Regions from separate parts of the Mus musculus genome. Here region 1 is linked to region 2. Evidence: chromatin loops called from intact Hi-C (ENCODE). Cell type or tissue: left cerebral cortex. All regions are shown on one strand.

Region 1 (5,000 bases), 210 kb after region 2:
TACCTGCTTATTACAAAATTCATCAAAATTTTGTTTTCTGCTCGCTCATTACAGTATTCCCATCGCCCTCAGGAGAGCCTGGAGCATGGTGAGTGTCCAGAAACTAGCTATAGCAGTGAGAACGAGAAATCTGAGCTGAGTCATTGACCCAAGTGGCACTCTGACATGGGGCAGAGAGAGGCAAAGCCACAAGATGACCACTGAGATGGGGGAGGGGAGGCTTCGTCTGGCTTGGGTCTCATTGTGGTGACATTACCCAAGATATTCTCATTCAAACCACCACATGTGGCTATTCATAATCTCCACCCTCTCCCTCCCCTCCCCCACCCTCTCCCTCCCCTCCCCCACCTTCTCCCCTCCCCCACCCTCTCCCTCCCCTCCCCCACCTTCTCCCCTCCCCCACCCTCTCCCTCCCCTCCCCTTCTTCTTATCCCCATCCATAACTTCTAAAGCATGCGGCTTCTACTTGAATCAGTGCCCACACCACCTCTCTCTCTCTCTCTCTCTCTCTCTCTCTCCCTCTGTTTTTCTTGAGACTGGGTTTCTCTGTGTAGCCCTGGCTGTCCTGGAACTCACTCCTCGAACTCCGAAATCCACTACCTCTGCCTCCCAAGTGCTGGGATTAAAGGCGTGCACCACCACTGCCCGGCCACACTACCTCTCTTAAGAGGACCCAAGAAATAGAAAATAATAGAACAACAAAAAAAAAAAAAAAAAAAAAACCCACAAAATTTATGTTTACTCCATGACAGATAAGTAAAAGCAAGCTGAGTTATCGAAGTCTCTCCGGATGCTTAGGGAGATGGAAGGTGTGGGTGGAAAAGAGGGAGAGTTCCCTCCACGACTGTGTAGATGGGCAGAAAGGAGATTTTAAAATCACGTGACTGTGGCACTTCTGAACGTTGTCTGTCCCACAGAAGGCAAGTCCTAAGCGTCATCGGTTCTGTGTGTGCCGGCCTCTTAGGGAGCCTCCTGTCCTTTCGGTCATATTTGGGTCACACTCCTAGGCATCCCAAGCAATGCTGGCCTTGAAGCCACTTTTAACACAGACCAGAACCCTTTAAATCTTCCCACTTGTAACTTTTTTGCCTCTGAGACAGAGGCTATGTAGCCCTGGCTAGCCTAGAACTTGCTACGTAGACCAGGCTGGTCTCCAACTCACAGTCCTCATGTCTCTACCCACTCTGGAGCCATTTACAGCTCTCGCCTTCTTACAACTCTCTGCTTCCATCCCCTTCTCCCTCTGTCTCACACTGCTGTCAAACAATCCAGTTGCCGTTCAGCGCCCAATCACACATCTAAACGTTGCTGCCACCGTTGGTCCACCGCCTTTGCCTTCACCACATCTGCTGCTTCTCTGTGCTACCAGTTCATGTCTCCAGCCTCCCAAGAGTAAATTTAACTTCCTCCCTTTACCATCAAAGCAGGCAAGACAAGACCAAAGGAAGTCTTTTATTGAGCCTCATGTTACAACATCCAGGGAGGCAGCAATGGAGTGTCCTCCAGCCAACTCACCCAGCAAGCTTGGAGCAGCCTGTATATATAGCAAGATAAAGATTCAGATAACCATAGCACACGTGGGTATTGATGAAGGTTTGTGTTGGCACCAGTCACCTTGTCCCTTTAACCTTCACCTTACAACACACAGTTTCTGTCTGCTGGACCATCAGGGGAAATAGCCCCACCTGGGCTAGGTAGAAATGATGGCAGGGTCTTCTGAAATTCATTGAATGATAGCAAAAGGTCTGATACAAGGTGTTGGGAACGGCTAAGGCCATCAACTGGGATTGTGTATAGTTCTCAGTGTGTCTGTGGAGTACTCAAAATAGCCAGGTCCTTCGGGCTGTTTGACTAACCAGTTCTTTTGTTCAAAGTAGCTGTTAATTAGGGAGTCAGATTTCCTATCCCTCAAACTCTTACTTAGGAATAGGAACACAAAGAGTACTTACATGGACAAGCTAAAGAATTTATCGTTAACATTAATAACACTAATTAATAACAATGTGTAACACCTGCCTGGGGCCCCAAGCCCCAGTTTGTGTCCCTCCTCAGTGATACTTGGACTCTCTCCACATTCAGTGTCCTGTCTTTTTTTTTTTTTTAATTTTTAATTACTTTGTTTATGTTTACATGTATGAGTTTGCACATCACGTGCTTACAGGTGCCCTGAATGGTTGTTAGTTGCCATGTGGGTCCCCTGCTCTTCACTGCTGAGCCCTCTCTCCAGCGCCTCAAGGGTAATTTTAACACAGTATTAGCCACCATCATCAGTCCCTTGTCATCAGAGGGAAGAAAAAAAAAAAAAGCACACATTTAGATCTCTTTCGGCAAAGAACTATTTTCAAGAGAGCTACAAAGTTCAGAAACTAAAGAAGATCATAAATGCTGTGTACACATCAACTTCTCAGTCCCAAGCGCCATTCCTGCCTGACATAAATACTTCTTCCCAATTATAATTTTGCATCCTTTTAAATTTCTAAAATTTTCATATTTTCCCCAAGTCTCCAACGTCCAAGATCATTGTCTTAAGTTACTGACAAAAGCCCAAGATCAGCTACTTAGAATTCCCTCGAGTAAACTATTTTAAGTGCCCACATGTTTAACCAATCCTTGTACCAAACCGCCGAAATAAGCCCTTCGTGCTCAACTTCGCCCGTGAGGAAGTTGGTCCCGATAGGCTTCCGTAGCCTGTTTTTTTTTTTTTTTTTTAAAGTTACTTCCGTTCTGTCCGGGTCGCTTTGGTGGATGCACTTCCGGCGGTGGCGATTTGGAGGACTGAAGGAAGATGGTGAGTGACTAAGGGTTTCGGCTGGTCGTCTCAAACATCCATGCGCCCCAAGGCGGGAGGACGAGGCGATGTGACGCTCGGGTTCATCGCGGGTCGGAGCGGATCTCACTCCCTGGCGGACGCGGGCAGGATGCACGGCGCCCAGGGAGAGACCGGGCTGTGAACCGCTCGAGTAGGCAGGCGCTGAAGGGCTGAAGCCGAGTGGGACAGCCCGGCCGACGCTGGGGACAGCGGCTGAGCCGCAGAGCCAGCGTAGTGTTTCTCCGCAGACGGCTCAGCGCTCTCCGGTTTGGTTGGTTGAGCCGGATTCAGATGTAGGCACGGAGGTTACCGGGCGAGCACGGTTGATGATGGCGCTTCCGTTCTAGAGCAGGGAGACAATAAATATGTCAGGGAACAGGACCGGGCCAGATCGTTACGTAGCTGTGTTGTAAGAAGGTGGCTGGTTTTGTTAGGGTATCAGCGAAGGACCCTTCGTGGATGTGAAATCTAAATCGAGGCCTAAATTAAGGTTGTAAGGGAGTAATCTGTACTGATAGCTGAGCGAAGCCCGGGCAGGGCAGAGGGTCAGGAAATGCAAAAGGAGGCAACCCTGAAGTCCGCCCGAATCATGAGCTGCCAGGCCAATGCATCTGAATGTAGGTGAAGGCCAGAGCACACAAAGGACCGGTGATGACTTTGAAAAGTATCCCAAGCCGGGCGGTGGTGGCGCACGACTTTAATCCCAGCACTCGAGAGGCAGAGGCAGGTGGATTTCTGAGTTCGAGGTCATCCTGGTCTACAGAGTGAGTCCCAGCACAGCCAAAGTTACACAGAGAAACCCTGTCTCGGAAAAGCAAACAAACAAACAAACAAACAAAAAGTATCCCGAACATGCGCCAGGCATTTCCCCAGAGTTGTTCTTACTTCTTAGAACAACCCCGAAGATTATTATTAATGTCCCCATTTTAATGAGGAAACAGAAATACAGCCAGTGACCATTGGTGGGGCACAAATCCTTTCTTTTCTAGAGCAGTTGAGAAACCCTCTGGGTTTGAGAGACAGCAGAACTTAGTGTGATTTCTGTCTAACAAGCTTTGTGACAATATACAGGGCCGTTAACCTCCCTGGACCTTGGTCCTTTTATCTGCCTGTGTATCAAGGGGGCTTTGAGAATCAAGCGGCTCAGGGGTAAAGAACACCTGCTGCACTTTGAGAGAACCCACGTTTGGTTCCCGGCACCCATGCATGCCAGCAGGCTCCAGAATGGTCTGTAACTCCAGCTCTGAGTAGGTCCGAGCCTTGCGTGTGGTCGAATGTGCTTTATGCTTGGCATCATTTCTGAGGTGGTTTTGTCCTGGTACTGAAGCCACCAGTGTTGTAGTGAGAGGTGCTTCCCTAGGGTGGTGAATCAGTGAGTCCACTGTTACTCCTGTTTCAAGCTCCACTGTTGGGCAGATGGGATGGCACTCGACATGAAGCCTGGCAGCTTGAGTTGACTCCAGGACCCACAAGGCAGAAGGAAAGAATCCCTGGAAGTCGCCCTCTGGCTTCCTCTCGAGTGCCCCGGCATGCGGGCACAGACCCACACGTACACTAAACCACATATCTTTGCACAGGAATTTAAAGGACCACCATTTAAGGCATCGCCCAGTGTTAAGCATTGTTTTAAAGTCAGAAATCCCGATGAGCTTTTCATGCGTTTTAAGATGACAGCTTTTCAGATCGGGAAGGAAGTCTTGTCTGGGTCCCAGGCTGTCAGGATAGGAGCTTGGTAGGTTGCTGCTGAAAGTCTTCTGGGTCCTGTGGATCTCTGGAGAGAGTAAATGACCATGCGTGGCGAGTCTCTTTTCACAGTCGGGGAGGTAACTGACATTAGAGGGTGGCAAGTCTGAACCTCCCGGTTGAGAGGGGTGCTCTCTGGCTGCCAGCTTTCTTACTGGCTCCTCATTGTCGCATGGCTCTTGGTTCTAAGAGGCAAGTAATGTCTACACAGTAAGTGCATACCTGGGAGCCCAGGTACTCATTTTCCACACATTACAGTGGGTGGGGGTGGGGGTGCTTGTGTTTTAGAGCCAAAGTACCAGTGAAGTGATAGTATTCTGAATTTATGTGTGTTTTGTCTTTTTTTATCTTTCAGGGTCAAAGCCAGAGTGGTGGCCATGGTCCTGGGGGTGGCAAGAAGGATGACAAGGTAAATACCAAGCAAGATCTGATCGGGCCATAGAAACTG
Region 2 (5,000 bases):
CCCCAATGCTGCAACCCTTCAATACAGTTCCTCATGCTGTGCTGACCCCAACCATAACTTTATTTTGTTGCTACCTCATGACTAATTTTTCTACTATTGTGAATCATAATGCAAATATCTGTGTTTTCTGATAATCCTAGCCAACCCCTGTTCAACTCTAAAAGGGGATTACAACCACAGGTTGAGAACCACTGCTCCAGTGGGAGATGCAGGAGAACTGTGGCCCTGTCCTGTCCTGCTGAAGTGCCTTTCCATATTGAGTGTTTCTGGTAATAGCAGTCATCCGGGAATCAGTTGGCTGTGTATTTAGTGCAAGGGGCTGGAAACAAGGGGCTCAAATACTTTGTCTGAGTTCTGCCTCAGCTCTAGGTCTGGGTATATGACTGTGCCTTGGCTACTGTAGTAACATTTATAGATGGAAAACTTTTTTCTTTTTTAGACTGGGCAGCTTAAATAACAGACATCTAGGAAGCCAGAGTCAGGTCACGGTACAGGTCACTCTGGTTCTTGGTAAAGACTCTGCTCGTGCCTTGTGGTTGCTGTGTTCTCCCAGTATTCTTCATGGTAGAGAAGTGAGGGTCCACTAGCACTCTGGTCTCAGTGAGGACTCTGATTGTATTGGAGACCCACATACGCCACCAAGTCTGTCTCACTAAACACTGACCCTCTTGGCTCTGCCCTTTGATGTGTGAGTTGGAGGGTGGGGATGACACACAGGCTCATTCCATGATGTTCATTCTGGCTTTGTCACTTCCCATTTGGTTAAATCTAACTTGTTCGTGTATAAAATGGATTCCTAGTGGCATCGGTACAGCGTTTGAAAGAGTTGGTCCATTAGCCCAAAAAGAAGCATGCGCTAAAGATTATCTGCTGAAGTTGCTTTTATCCCTGTTGTTTGTGCCTTAGTCTGGCCTGAAGCATGTAACTTGTAGCCAACTAAACTCGGGAGCCAGTTCTCCTAGCCACTGTGCTTTCTCAGTTAAAAATGAGCTGGTAAAATGATTGTGTAGTTTTACAGATGTGAAATACAGTTCCTAACTTTCTTCTCTAGTCAAACAGCACAAATGCATGCTGGTCCTCATGTATTTCCCCAAGCTTCGTGGGTCTGCTAGGAGCCTCTGCAGACTGCCTGCTACCCACTTCATAGTCCAGTTGTCCATGTCTCCCCTGGCAGCCAGTCCCATCCTTCCATCCTATGGTTGGGAAAGGACACTGTTTACATAGATGTATTGCTTACAACAAAAGACCTCTTTCCTAAGCACTTAGGCATATTTTCTCATTCTCCCTAACAACTAAATCTCATAACAATAGCCCACTTTAATCAGGCAAAAGCAAAGTCATAGAACATAAGTTATTTTCCAAAGTCAGGCAAATTGTGAGGCAGGATTTGAGGCCAGGCAGTGTATTCCTAAACTGATCACTCAGCGACTTGTTTGTTCCATAGCCATTCTTTCTGGCATATCCTGCTTGACTTGGGTCTCTTGTGCTAGATGTTAGATAAAATGTTTACCCTCGACATACCGGCACTTATAAAACTCATTCTGGATTACAAGGTGGGCTTGGCGGTGTTTATCTCCAGCTTCTGCTGCCTTTGTATGAAACTTTCTCTTTCAACTTAGCATCATGATGTCTTTATGTTGCCACCAATTCCATGCTGTTTAAATCTGTTCTTAAAACTCTGTTCATGCTAACTTTCTTGGGAGCCAAATATCTTATTTAAAACTTTGTTTGGGATCACATTTATATTTTTTGGCAACTAAAAGATTAGGTTTCCCACTTATAACTTCTGTAATTAAAAATGTAATATGTATTAAATCATATTAGGTAACACCCACCCCACCCCCAAGCCCCCAACCAAAGTATTTTAAATGAGCCTGCTGCATACTGTAATAAAAGCTGTGTTCTGTTTGTCCAATAGAGGGCAGTCAAACAGTTTTGTTTTGTTTTGTTTTGTTTTGTTTTGTTTTGTTTTGTTTTGTTTTTAAAGAGTTGCCTTGTTCCCTTCCCCATTTAATTTTCGGTAGACAGGAAAATTAAGCATTTAAGTGCAACTTTTTAAAATAAATTACTTTTTTCCTATCCTAGGCAAAGTTGGATATTGCATTTGGAACACACCACACGTAAGCAACTTTTATGAAGTGGGGGAAGGTATGGTTTTAATTGGTCAAAGGACATAATCAAGGAGCTCTCTGTCAGCATGGAAGCGTGTGATCTGTGCCTCGGAGGCCTCTGCCTATTGCTTAGGACATCTGCCAAGGCCATTGGCAGACAGAATTCAAGAGTAGTTCTGTGGTCATAGACAACTCTGCGTGCTAAGTCAGGGCTTGTGACAGACCTGCTTTTAAAAGTTCTGTCATTTGGCAAGAATGAATTACATTGAATAGTCTATTATTAGTCAGCCCCATACTCTGATAAAGGAAAACTGATTTTATGGAAAGTTGCCAGTCTGCAAGGCTCCAGTGAACTCCTCTGAGATGGCTCAGGAGAAATTGGCCCACCTCTTCCTCTCACGTGAGCCAGTGACAGCTCGATTTATTTTTAACTTAGTTTCATAGCCTCTCACCAAGTACTTTTAGGGTTATTCGGCTTTTCAAGTGGAAAAAACAACAAAATGCAGTTGTCTTTACTTTAATATTTTTACAAATCACATTTCTCTTGAGGGGATTTGGCAAAAGACTGTGACAGAAGATGGCTGTTCTCTCTTTTAATCCAGGAGTGGAAGTTTGGGCCTTGCTGCCCCCAGAGAGGAAGCAGTGTGCTAGGGGTAGTGGCCGTCCTCGGTCTGGCCTGACGCTGCTTCCTGCTGAAGCTGAGATGGAAAGTGACAGTATTGTGGCTGCCTTTCTCTCTGTGTGCATACAGCAGTATTTTTGCCAGTCTGTTGTGAAAAGGAGCCAGACTGGAAGCAGTTAGGCACGAAGTGATAGTTCCATTCTCTGACTTGTCCTGGGTAACATCTACAGGCCACCCCTAATTGGTAGCTTTTGTCCACTAAGGGACAAAAGAGAATTTAGAGTGAACTCAAGTACTGACTCATGCATAAAATACTCATTTTCTAGCTCTGAGCACACAAGATGCCAATTTCAGCTCAGAATACAGATTGCTGTCAGTGGGGGCAGCTTAGCCTTAATGCAAAGCACCACACAGGAAATCCTTGTCTCTCGCCCTTAGCTGAGACCCCAGGATAAATACATTCTTGATTCTAGAAGGCCCTCTGCCAGCCCTGTCACCATTTGGGCCCCGGTATGATTTGTTGGGCCACTGGTGCCCGATTCTTGTGCTGAGCACGTGGTCTGCGCTGTGTAATGAGCTTCACAGGGGAAAAGTTCCGATGTCCCTCTGGGCTAGCAAGCAATGGAGAGCTTGTCGGTCATGCTGTCACCCCCGGGAGAGACTTGCGGGGTCAGAAGACTGCCTCAGACGCTGGCTTGGTGATGCTTCCCTGTGAATGCAGCAGGGAAGGAGCAAAGGGGAAGCTCCCCTTTGTTTAATCATATCAAAATTATTTGGTTCTTTTAATATCACACACCGGAAAGCAGAGACCTAGGATAAATGAGTTTACGTTCCTTGGGGATGAACATGGGGCTAGAGATCATTTTTAACCTTAGTTTTTAATTTGTTCTTGTTTGCTCAGTGCTACAGTTGATTCATTATTTCCTTGGCCCCGTTCAACCCTTGCTCCTTAGAGCAGCTCACACATGCACATTCTGTAGGTTAAATCTAATAGCTCACAATCCAGAGACGTCAGTGGAGTGGAACCCTCCCCAGCCAGAGAGTATCCAGGGTTTACGTTTTTGCTGGAACATCAGGATCTTGTAAAGGATTGAGATCATGTCTGGAGATTTTAGTTTATTATTTTAAAAATTAGGAGGCCGAGCTAGAAGCAGGAGTTCAAGGACAGTCTACGTGAGATCCTACCTCGCCGAAAATTATCCAAGCAATCCCTGTAATGTCACTGAGTCTCAAGTCGGTCATCCTTGTCCTTGTAGCTTTTCACCTCTGAGTGAGAGCACGAAGCATGGGAGATAGAGAAGGGGAAAGCCTCAGCTCACAGTGATGTGATAACAACTCTCCTCCCAGCCAGCAGGGACAACAGTCACTGTGAGGCAGGTTCTGGGGTGACACACACCTGAGCGATGTACTGACCAGGCATTGGCTGGGTACCACGCACAGGGCACAATAGAAATAGTCAGGATTTCACTCCATCTACAGATGTGGTCTGTCCAGCATCTCCAGGGTGCACAGTGGTTCCAGGCATGATGTGTCACACAATGCTTTAGAATGGGAAAGTTCTCTGGTTTGCCCCAGAGTTGGGCAGTACCTCTGAGGGCTCTGAGATCAATAGGGAGAAACAAAGCAGCTGAATGGACAATGTCCTCATGTAAGCAGGAGCCAGCCATAGCCTGCAGGGAGGGGCATGCTTCCCGCCTACTGCTCCAGCTGCTCCTCTGTCTCACCAAGGCCGCATCTCCCACTCACTTTCTAGTACTGAAAATTTTGACCATCCCACCTCCAGCCATGTCAGTACACACAGTGCCCTGGCTTGTGGGCATGTGTGAGTTCATGCTCATTGTGACTCAGATAGTCCTTTTCCTCCAGCTCAGGCTCTGCACTTGTGTAAAGTGAAAATGCTTTGCTCTGTCAGTAGCGTGTGGCTGCGAGACGTCTCACAGGAAATTCTCAGCTCCCAGGCATGGATCCTAAAGGCTTCTTGCCTCGCAAGCACAGCAGCTGGCATTGTGGGAAAGTGAAGAGCCTTCCCTAAGGATGACGCTTCCAAGCCTGTTCACCTCACAGCCTTTCTAGGCTACAAGGCTGCCATGACCCACGTCATCCGGGAATTGACAGGCCAGGCTCTAAGGTGAACAAGAAAGAAATGTGGAGACTGTGACCATTGTGGAAACCGCACCAGTGGTGGTTGTGGGCATTGTGGGATATGTTGAAACCCCACAAGGCCTCCGGACCTTCACGACTATATTTGCTGAGCATATCAGTGATGA

What was found. A loop is a pair of places that touch in the nucleus more often than their neighbours do. Peaks named below come from ENCODE experiments on the same cell type or tissue, not always from the same donor. Only the 100,000 strongest peaks of a DNase experiment are listed, where the experiment ranks them.
Region 1: a loop joins it to region 2, with 6 times the contacts of the local background. A loop is called at or near these places in 19 of 42 quality-filtered maps.

What each region holds. Positions count from the first base shown.
Region 1 is chr12:100,107,424-100,112,423 of GRCm38, forward strand. Psmc1 (protease (prosome, macropain) 26S subunit, ATPase 1) reads left to right here and starts at 2,779. Exons shown (of 11, transcript NM_008947.3): 1 at 2,779-2,788; 2 at 4,908-4,961. The coding sequence starts at 2,786. In left cerebral cortex, no CTCF peak of the experiment used is centred here; a DNase peak (open chromatin) is centred at 2,756; H3K4me3 peaks cover 1,909 bases; H3K27ac peaks cover 1,093 bases.
Region 2 is chr12:99,900,263-99,905,262 of GRCm38, forward strand. It overlaps Tdp1 (tyrosyl-DNA phosphodiesterase 1), which reads left to right. Exons shown (of 16, transcript NM_028354.5): 6 at 2,086-2,120. Among named protein-coding and RNA genes, the nearest start is that of Tdp1, 18 kb to the left of the region's middle. In left cerebral cortex, a CTCF peak has its summit at 1,920 (motif pointing right); a DNase peak (open chromatin) is centred at 4,545; H3K27ac peaks cover 184 bases.